2 separate regions of the Homo sapiens genome follow, and region 1 is linked to region 2. The links are chromatin loops, found by intact Hi-C in ENCODE. Cell type or tissue: psoas muscle. All regions are shown on one strand. Each heading gives the region's core, and the rest is flanking DNA. Links, peaks and the distances in the headings are about the cores only.

Region 1 (2,500 bases), core at 1-2,500, 210 kb after region 2:
ACAGTATTGAGAAGCTTCAGACATTCAACTTTTCAGTGGCATTTAGGGAAAGCTAAAGTAATAGACTTTCTTTTAAAGGAAGTCATGTCAAGTGTTTGCTTTGCCCAGAATCAAAGTAGAGCCACCAGAAAGACACTACTTTTTAGCTTTGTTGAACTTACGCATATAGGAAACTTTTGCTGGCAAGGTGGGAGGGGAAAAGCCAGTCCGGATTTCTGGGCATGTCAGCTGTGGAATTCAAGTTTACCCAAGGTCTGAGAAATTCAGGGTGTCCACTTTCTTGAGCTCTACAGAAATGGAAGTCTTCACAGAGCTACACCGAGTACCCTGACCCAGGGAAACGCAGTATGGGCACATAGGAAGCACACTCAGGCCATGCCTGTTTGTCACTAGAGAAGCCAAAGCCTAGAGCACAAGGTTAGGTACAGAACCACAACTGGGGCATCCCAGAATTCTCACGGTGAAATAATTTCTGGGTCCATGGTCAGAGTTTCACTGATGGGGGAAACCTCTATTCTTGGGTAGATGTGTAAGGAGAAAAACAGCTATTTATAGGGGGAAAGACTTCACTTAGAAGTGTTGGAGCGAGCTGGGTGTGGTGGCTCATGCCTGTAATCCCAGCACTTTGGGAGGCTGAGGTGGGTGGATCACCTGAGGTCAGGAGTTTGAGACCAGCCTGGCCAACACAGTGAAACATCGTCCCTACTAAAAATACAGACAATTACCTGGGAGTGGTGGTGAGTGCCTGTAATCCCAGCTACTCGGGAGGCTGAGGCAGGAGGATTGCTTGAACCCGGGAGGCGGAGGTTGCAGTGAGCCGAGATCGCACCACTGCACTCCAGCCTGGGCAACAAGAGGAAAACTGTTCCCTGCTTCCCCCTCCCACATCCCCCCCCCCAAAAAAGTGTTGGAGCTTAGTTGATTATTGATAATGTTAAGTAAATGTTAATTCTTTTCACTGGCATGTTGGGGAAGAAATCTGGAGAAAATAATATTCAATATGAGTTTGCAGGCTATCTACAGTGAAAGTCAGGGTTGTTTAGAATGGAAATATTGCTACAGGGATTTTAGAATCTTAAAAGAGGAAAGACCTTGGAGTCCTAGCTCTGAGTTTCCTTCAGGTTGGAAGTAGCATGGGACTAGCTTAAGTCCATTCTAGAGTTGCTATTTTTGATTTGACTACTTACTTTTTTCACAGCTTGAACAACAAACAAAAATAAGGATTCTGCAGAAAGCCAGTGGTTCTTAAACTTGCTGATGAGTCAGACTCAGTTAAACAGCTGGTGTGCTCTTTTAGAACTAGATGGTTTATACTAAGTACTTGATAAAATTAGATAAGCCCTGGGTCTTTGCCAGCTTTTGGTGACTGAACACCCATGGCAGTGCCCAGAGAGCTGGGAATGGATTTGTGTCATCTATTTTAAATAGGCAGTGTCCATGGGGAGAGCTATGTATATTGTTTTCTAAGGACTGCATTTAATTTAGTCTACGAGTCATATATTATTGAACAGAATTTTAAAGGGAATGTTATAAATTATATTGTTATTGGATAGAAATTAGGTAGTTTTCTTTTTTTTTTTTTTTTTAATGAGAGCAGACTCCCTAAAAAGAATCATTTCTACATAAAACCTTCAGAGATGCACCCAAAGTCAAAGGCAGACTGACATGAGAAAGGGGAATTTCTTAGGTCCGATTAGTGTACAGAAAACTCATAGAACTTAACTTAAAGGGGATACAAGTACTGTTGAAAGAATACACTTCTTGGCTGGATCATAACTAAACTACAACCTATATTACTTGCAAATACAGATTATTTAGTCTCAGTTGCCTTGTTAAACAATTTGAGGGTAGAAGAGCTCTCTTTGGTTAATTAATGAAATAGTCCCTAGATAGGCCCAGAGCAATGGCAACCTGTGCCCAGAATGCTAGCACTTTATCCCAAGACTCAGAACTAACCACGATACTGGGTCAGGCATGGTGGCGCATGTCTGTAATCCCAGCACTTTGGGAGGCCAATGCAGGCGGGTTACTTGAGACGAGGAGTTTGAGACCAGCCTGGGCAACACAGTGAGACCCCCATCTCTATAAAAAAAAAAAAAAACCAATTAGCTGGGCTCAGTGACATGTACCTATAGTCCCAGCTACTTGGGAAACTGACATGGAAAGATTGCTTGAGCCCAGGAGTTTGAGGCTGCAGTGAGTATGACTACACCACCACTGCACTCCAGTCTGGGCAACAGAGCAACGCCCCATTTCTTTAAGGAAAACAATAAAAAAACCAATGGCAGCACTGGTCTTGACTATGAGAATTATAACCCAAATTGCAAGGGGAGGAACTGTCCCTGAAATCCTGTTTAGAAAGCCATAAACAAGGAAACACCTGTTTGTATACAGTTTGAAGGGTGGTATAGCTAGACTGGCAATAGATTCTTGTGAACAAGTTAGTAGGGCAATAGTTTTGTTTCTTTAAAGGATTAACATTTAGGTAATAATGCGTACG
Region 2 (8,216 bases), core at 2,712-5,211:
TAGTTGTTACTCATAACTTGTTACCTCTCTTTTTTTTTATTATTATTGTTTATTAACTATGACACAATTGCACTGGAGACTGGTCAGCTCCCCATCATAGTAGCTAAGGACCTGCAATTTGGAACTAAAAAGATCTTGATTTGAATATTGGTTTCACCAGATACTCACTTTGCAGCCACAAACGAGTTTTGTAACCTTGCTGCACTTAGTTTACATCTGTAAAATGAAGAAAATGACAGTATCTACATTATAAGGTTGCAATGAGGATTAAATGAGATGACACTTGTAATGTGCTTAGCAATATAGCCTGGCACCTACAAGCACTTAATAAAGCCAGTGTGGCTATTATTCTTTATCTACATTTACCAAGTTCCTCCTATGTACCAGGCGTGGTCCTGGGTATTGGGGATACAAAGAAGAAAAAGACGTGGTCTCTCTCCTCAGAATCCCAGAGTCTTGTGGTACAGACACATTTGAAGAAAAAATACCAACATGATGCAAGAACTATTAACCTTGGCTATTTTAGGGATGTCAAGGGACATTTTATTTCCACTTGAAATTCTTTATATCATGCACATGGTTTACTTTTATAATAAAAATTAATGACTGTCACAATACAGTAGAATAGTTGCTGAATTTGAGATAAGTATATAGTGCCGTGAGAACAGAGAAGCGGAAGGGAAAAGTCTTGTTGGAAGCTGTGCACCATAGCCTTTGCATCTTAATCAGATTTCCCCCTAGGTATGCTATGGTACACTTCTTTGCAAGATGTCAGACCAAAATAACGTGGTGATCAGGTAGTAGATAAGCTGAAAACTGTCTATGGGATGGTGGCTGTCCCACTTTACAGAGAGCTGTCTCAGGCCCAGCTGCTTTGCCTCCCAAGATTTTTTTACAAGGCTACCTCTGTTCTTGAGTGGCATTGAGTAGGTTGAGTGTAGAATGACTTTCAGCCATCATAATGGGAAACTACTACTTTTGACAAAAAAGTAGATTTGGCCTGGTTCATTGCTGTTCATCCCACACAAGATCATGAGGCAACCCTAGGGGTGACTGAACTCTGGCCTCCCGTCAGACCTAGAGCTTCATGAACTAAAGAGGAATGATTTTGAAACTGTGCCCGGTCATCCTCTTCCTCATTCCTAAGCAATTAGACGCATTTTGAGAGGGCTGGAACCAATCTGCATAAGCCTTTAGCTCCATGGGCTTATCCACCATCTAATTTAGGGTTTAAAACCCTTAACTTACTTTCAAGCTGATTGTCAATTTAGACCTGACCTTAAGATTTCTCATAACTTGTTACTTGCTTTTTAACTGAATTTGTCAACATTCAAGTTTATAAAACTCTACTACGTTAGCTAGCCCATTTAAGGAAGAAAGTAATCCAAAAAGTCAGAAATGTTCCCTAATACCAAATGTCCAGTTTTTTTATTGTGCTATCAAATGTTTTTAAGTTTATTTTTTTCTAATTTGTTTCCTTAGCTTTCAGAGTAATTTTTGTTTAAAATGAAAAATGAATAGGCTTGTTGCCATAATTTAATTGTGCTGAATTGTTTGGCCATAACTTCAGTGGTGATGAAGACCAGATTTTTGAGCTGGGGAATCTGTTCTGTTTGGATCTGACAGCTGGCTACATTAAATATCTTGGAGCTTTTTACTTTGCATGGATATGGGAGGTTGGGAGGGTGGGAACCGCAATAGAAGAAAGCAGTCCGCTTTATTTAATGTTCTGCATTTGTTTGCTGATTCCAGTAACATTGTGCAGCTGTTTGAACAGCTGCCTTTTGATTTCCTTTTGTTTACTGTTTAGATTTATTAAGCTTGTCTTTAATACTGCTTGTTGTCTGTTCTTTAACTAGCTTTCTTTCTTTATTAAATATATTTTAGTATGTTCTGCTCTGCTGTGGTCTAGGCATGTTTTAATAATATAAGTTAATTTACCAAAGGACGAATTTTTAAAATGTTGCAGACCATACTGAAGTGGCTATGCTTACTTTCTTGTTGTCCCTTAGCTTTATTATTGTAGTTAAATATTTTGTAATTTGGCAACTAAATTATCTTTTGAAATTAAGTCAGAATTTCAGTCATGTTAAACCACTATGTTAACTTCTAAGTCTGCCAACAGGTAGCTTAGTCTACATACTTCAGAGTACTTTTTTAAAAAAAATTGCCAGACTAATTGTAAAGTGTGTGGATTTTGTTTTAACTACTTTCTGTGAACAAATTGAATATCTAGAAGTATATACACACATGTACAAGGTAAAAAGACAAATTTTATATTTATTTGTTAGTCTCCTTAGCCTATTAAGGTAGACTTACTACAAGGTTCTTCAGTATTATGGGACTTTTGTTCTGTATTTACAGGTGAGGGACTTGTGCATTGCTTATATGCTGGTGACATTAACTTATCTCTATATTGGAGTCCTGGTTTTTGCTTCATTTCCTTCACCACCATTATCCAAAGATTGTATTGAGCAGGTAAGGCACCGTGTACCCTCTCTGTGTGATTGTGTACACTTTCATGTATTTATAGTAGGTAGGGTGATACAGTGGCAAGATATAACATCAGATAGGCCTGGGTTTTAATACCATCTCTGCTATCTACTCCAAGTATGGGAATTTAGGCACCTTCCCTTTTCTTTCTGAGCTTTATTTTTCTTTTCCATTAAATAGTATAATAAGTACCCCCATTTGATTTTTAGATGGACTCTGAGATAATGTACTACATGCCAGGCACCTTGTGGTACTCAAATAAATGTCTACTATTATGTACATATATTTCTCTTTTTGTGGGGAACTGGTACAAGTAGTTCTCATGTAGTTATAAAACCACAGAGAATACATTGAAGGAACTCCCTATTTTTAAAAGCCTGTATCAGGAATGCCCTGGATAAACTAGAGTCTTTGTTTATCAGACTCTAATGATTAATCAGACTCTCATTCTTATATTGAGTGACAGGCAGCAAAACAAAAAAAGAGTATTTGGCTGTTAAAAAAAGAGAGAGAGATGTCCTATGAGTCACCAGAGGGTTAAAAAAAAAAAAAAAGAGAGACAGAGTAAAAGAAAAAAATATTTTAATAAAAGATTGCCATAACTAATATTTTCTTTGATTTAACCCATCAAAAACTTAGCAATAGTATAGTCTTTAGTTATAAGTGACTGAAGAGTTTCTCACAAAAAACAACATTTCACAAGTGACTTTCTGGTCAGAAGAAATTCCTCTTATAGAGTACAATGGAATATACTAATGTGATTTATTACAGCTGAATTATAATGGTTATTTCAGCAAAATAATGTTAATAGTGTTCTCATCTTTATAAGAGAAATAAGTTTGAATTACTGCTATTATGGCAGCTTGGAAATGTTCTTATTTTCTTGATTTCCTTGACTCCAGAAGTTCTTTGGCAGCCAAATGTTTGCTGGCAATTTCCCTGATATGAACAAACTCATACAAAGCCTACTCCCTTGGGAATAGGAATATTTGTGGTATTTGTATTTGAAAGAAAAGATAAAAATTCTAAGTAATTAACTTTTTTTTAAGATACCAAACCAAAATGGAGAAAAGGGTCATGAAAGGAAGTAGAGATAAATCCTTTTAAATTTAGTGATAGACTAAACAATGATGTAGTAGGTGATAGACATACTCTCACCTTATTCTGTCATCTTTACTTCAAAAGTGCTTACAGTGCTTCAGAGGAGGAAAGCAGCAGAGCCAGAGAGGGTAAAATAACACTGAATTAAATTAGCTCTTTACATCTTTAAAGTGGACTGGTATTTTCCTTGAACCACATAAAGCAATGCTTTCTCGATCTATCTGTGGTGAAGGACAAAATTGTCTTTGCTGTTGCTTTAATGTTAAATAAATTGCAGGCTGATACTTTTGTAAAATAGAATAAAATTGTGGCAATGTCAGATTCCTGTAAAAGTTTCTGAACACTTTCGGTTTCTATACTTACCTCATTGAAAAAATACTTAACAAGTAGTTGTGGATGGGCACTAGTCCACAAACCACAATCGGAGTAGCACCTGTGTTCAAAATAAGCAGAAGACATTCCATTTTATGAATGTGTGTACTGAATTTGATTTTTAACATGACCTCATTATCTTTCTTGGATTAGAATTTTTTAGACAACTTCCCTAGCAGTGACACCCTGTCCTTCATTGCAAGGATATTCCTGCTGTTCCAGATGATGACTGTATACCCACTCTTAGGCTACCTGGCTCGTGTCCAGCTTTTGGGCCATATCTTCGGTGACATTTATCCTAGGTAAGGGCTCTTCTCTTGACCAGCAGGATGTGCCAAGCAACAAATGACTGTGCAAGCAGGTCAGTTTAAAGTGTGACTGATCCTTTTGCTATAAAAATGCCTAATGCAAGTGGTGACTAAAGATAGATCATTGGTGTCCTCTTCCCTGAAGAGCTTTAAAAATAGAAGCCACTCCCTTGTCTAGAATGATTTAAAGTTCATTCCTTCCAGTATAGTTAATTAGCTCCGATACCATTTATATTTATCTTATTATTTAATTGCTATTGATTTACATATTGTCAAGAAGTTTATAGTGTATAGTACCTATGTTGGCAATGTGTAGCTAATGAGAAGCAACACTTTTAATTATTGGTCATTGAAACTATCAGGGCCAAGGGAAAACTTCCCCTTTGCCCTCTGAAGTTTTGTTGAAAATGACCGACAAGAGGCAGATTAATAGGCAAAAAGGGCCCGGCTCAGTGGCTCATGCCTGTAATCCTAGCACTTTTGGAGGCCAAGGTGTGTGGATCGCTTGAGCCCAGGAGTTCAAGACCAGCCTGGGCAACATACTGAAACTCCATCTCTACAAAATTTTAAAAAATCAGCCGAGCATAGTGGGCATGCTTGTAGTCCCAGTTACTCAGGAGGCTGAGGTGGGAGGAGGAGGATCGTTTGAGCCCGGGAGATCGAGGCTGCAGTGAGCTGAGATCACGCCACTGCTCTGGGTGATACAGTGAGACCCTGACTCCAAAAGAAAAAAAAAAAGGAGAAAAGGCATATAAATGTATTTGAATGTGGTTTTATGTTACATGGGAGCCTTTAGAAAGAAGACCCAAAGATACAGGGGAAATTGTCCTTTTTTATGGTTATGTTTATGTGAACAGCCATGTCTAATGCTAATAGACTGAGTGGGGAACTCCAGCAAGGCCCCTCTGTCTAGATTCTTAGCCTCTCTGAGCATGTGTTTTTTTCATCTGCGTCTGGGGCAGGACCCTCTCTGGAATGGGAGTCTTATGACCTGCAGTCAAACAAGACAGGTCAGATCATTTCTTTATGGCTAGTTTTTACACAGAAATAGTGGGAAATTGGAGTGATATTTTTAGGTTTTACGGCCAGCTTGAGGGAAAAGGTTTCCATGTTCCACTTTGGGGAAGAGGGATTCTAGTTTCTAAGATAGCTTCGGGAGAATGGGACTGAGATTCAGAAGGTCAGAGAAAAACTTTTGTTTCTGAGGCTTTCATTTTAGGGTATGGTTTTCTGAGTCCAACAATCCTTACTTTTATATTCATTAACATTTATGCAGTTTTTGTTGTTGTTGTTGTTTGTTTTTGTTTTCTGAGACTGAGTCTCGCTCTGCCGCCCAGGCTGGAGTGCAGTGGCGCGATCTCGGCTCACTGCAAGCTCCACCTCCCGGGTTCACGCCATTCTCCTGCCTCAGCCTCCTGAGTAGCTGGGACTACAGGCGCCCACCACCATGCCCGGCTAATTTTTTGTATTTTTTAGTAGTGGTGGGGTTTCACTGTGTTAGCCAGGATGGTCTCAATCTCCTGACCTTGTAATCCGCCCGCCTCAGCCTTCCAAAGTGCTGGGATTACCGGCGTGAGCCACTGCACCCGGCCTACATTTATGCAATTTTACATAAATGATCAATTGTTTAGAATTGAAGGTCAGATATATAATTAATTTTTATTTGATATATAACAAGTTTAAATTACTGCTATAATTGTTAACCTCTTATTAGGGATGAAGGAGTTGTGAGTTCTTTTGAAAATCTTTTCAAAGCTGGTTACCCTCATCCAAGAGAAATTTCTTTTTTTTTTTCAAGAGAAATTTCTATATGTCATTTCAGAGTTTCCCAGCAGCCTTCTTGTGGACCTTTGGTTAACTCCTACCCTTACATTAAGTCTTTTTATAGGTTCATCTTAGTGAAAAGAACCTAGTCCACTTTTATTAGGCATATGTTCTTTTAAAGAAAGATAACTTAAATAAAATTTGAAAAAAATTGCATTTACAGTAAGCAACTAAACAAGTGGTCTTAATCAGTTCTTGTTTAAAATGAACTGATGTAGTCTGCTTCTTCGATAAATAATTTTTGCCATAAATATGTTGGTTTCAAAACAAAGCAAAAGTCAGGAGTTACCAGGTCTCAAGCACTGATAAGTATAGCAGCAGCTATGGTTCTAGTGTTATTATCCAGAAGATTGGAGCTCAATAAATGTAAGCCTCTGATTGTGTTTCTACTCTGCTGTATTTATATTCATCAAAGAAAATAAATACAGTGAAGTCATAGATGAAAAAATGCTAAGCAAATACATTATTCCTGTTTTCTACCATTATTTTGCAGAATGTGGCTATCTTTACAATAATGTTTTTTCTTCTTGGAAAAAGTCAGAGATTTCCCTTTTGTTTTCACATTACAGTTCTTCCCCTACCACCAAGAACACATTGTCATTTTCATTTATCCGACAGTTATAAGCACTTTATAGAGTGTGCATACTTTGGAGCATAATTTTTGGTCTCAGGACCCTTTATGCTCTTAAAAATGTATTGAGGACTCCAGGAGCTTTAGTTTATGCAGGTATAGCTATCAGTATTTAAATATTAAAAAATAGAATTTAGGTTTTTTGTTTTTCGTTTTTTTGAGACGGAGTTTCACTCTTGTCGCCCAGGCTGGAGTGCAGTGGCATGATCTTGGCTCACTGCAACCCCTGCCTCCTGGGTTCAAGCAATTCTCCTACCTCAGCCTCCCGAGTAGCTGGGATTACAGGCACCCACCACCATGTCTGCCTAATTTTTTGTGTTTTTAGTAAAGATGGTGTTTCGCCATGTTGGGCAGGCTGGTCTTGAACTCCTGACCTCAGGTGATCTGCCTGCCTCAGCCTCCCAAAGTGCTGGTATTACAGGCATGAGCCACCGTGCCCAGCAAAGTATTTTTAATTTGTTTAAAATCAATAATAAAACCATTACTTGTTAACATAAGTAACATTTTTGTAAAAAAACACTTTCAGGGGATGGATACCCCAGTCTCCATGATGTGATTATTATGTATTACATGCCTGTATGAAAACATCTTATGTGCCCCATAAATATATACACCTACTATGTACCCACCAAAATTTAAAAAAATAAAAATAACTGCTTTCAAAAAATTTTTAATTTAGCCGTTCGTGGTGGCTCACACCTGTAATCCCAGCACTTTGGGAGGCCAAGGCGGGTGGATCATGAGGTCAGGAGATCGAGACCATCCTGGCCACCATGGTGAAACCCCATCTCTACTAAAAATACAGAAATTAGCCTGGCGTAGTGGCAGGCGCTTGTAATCCCAGGTACTCGGGAGGCTGAGGTAGGAGAATTGCTTGAACCCAGGAGGCGGAGGTTGCAGTGAGCCAAGATGGCACCACTGCACTCCAGCCTGGGTGACAGAGCGAGACTCCATCTCAAAAAAAAACAAAAACAAACAAACAAAAAAACCCTTTAATTTACATTTGCAAAACTCTGATGTTTGTTTTACTAGCAGACAATTGATTCTCCTCTCTACTTCTGCATTCCATGTTATAATATCCTGTTTTCGTTTAGATTTGTGAAGAAAATCCAGCCTCACATAGATAGTTGGAAAAAGAAGGAGTACTTTTAATAGCTTTTTCATATAATTGTGGATATTCTTCTTTGATACTGTGCCAAAACCTGACGAGTGGTAGCTTCTTATGAGTTGCATCGTGGAATCTGAAACTTGTTTACATTAAAACCAATTGGTCTATCGTGCACTTTGGATCTTTTACGCATGCATGATTTTGTAACATCTGTTTGATCATTTGGAAAATATTGGTTCACTGAGTTCTGTGGATCTTCCAAATGTTGACACACTTCATTTTACAATATCAAAACCCACTTTCATTAATACTATCACTAATTTCATCACAAGAGCCTTTAAACATTGGGAAACTGTCAAGCTCAGGGTAGCAAATACAA

Evidence for each region. Hi-C counts contacts between places; a loop is a spot of excess contacts. Peaks named below come from ENCODE experiments on the same cell type or tissue, not always from the same donor. Only the 100,000 strongest peaks of a DNase experiment are listed, where the experiment ranks them.
Region 1: a loop joins it to region 2, with 1.8 times the contacts of the local background. A loop is called at or near these places in 2 of 110 quality-filtered maps.

The regions. Positions count from the first base shown.
Region 1 is chr5:55,426,174-55,428,673 of GRCh38, reverse strand. All of the region lies in intron 4 of PLPP1 (phospholipid phosphatase 1), which reads left to right. Among named protein-coding and RNA genes, the nearest start is that of MIR5687, 82 kb to the left of the region's middle. In psoas muscle, for the core only: no CTCF peak of the experiment used is centred there; a DNase peak (open chromatin) is centred at 1,363; H3K27ac peaks cover 2,500 bases.
Region 2 is chr5:55,629,806-55,638,021 of GRCh38, reverse strand. It overlaps SLC38A9 (solute carrier family 38 member 9), which reads left to right. Exons shown (of 16, transcript NM_173514.4): 13 at 2,365-2,478; 14 at 4,120-4,268. Among named protein-coding and RNA genes, the nearest start is that of SLC38A9, 78 kb to the left of the region's middle. In psoas muscle, for the core only: no CTCF peak of the experiment used is centred there; a DNase peak (open chromatin) is centred at 4,241; H3K4me3 peaks cover 1,543 bases; H3K27ac peaks cover 2,500 bases.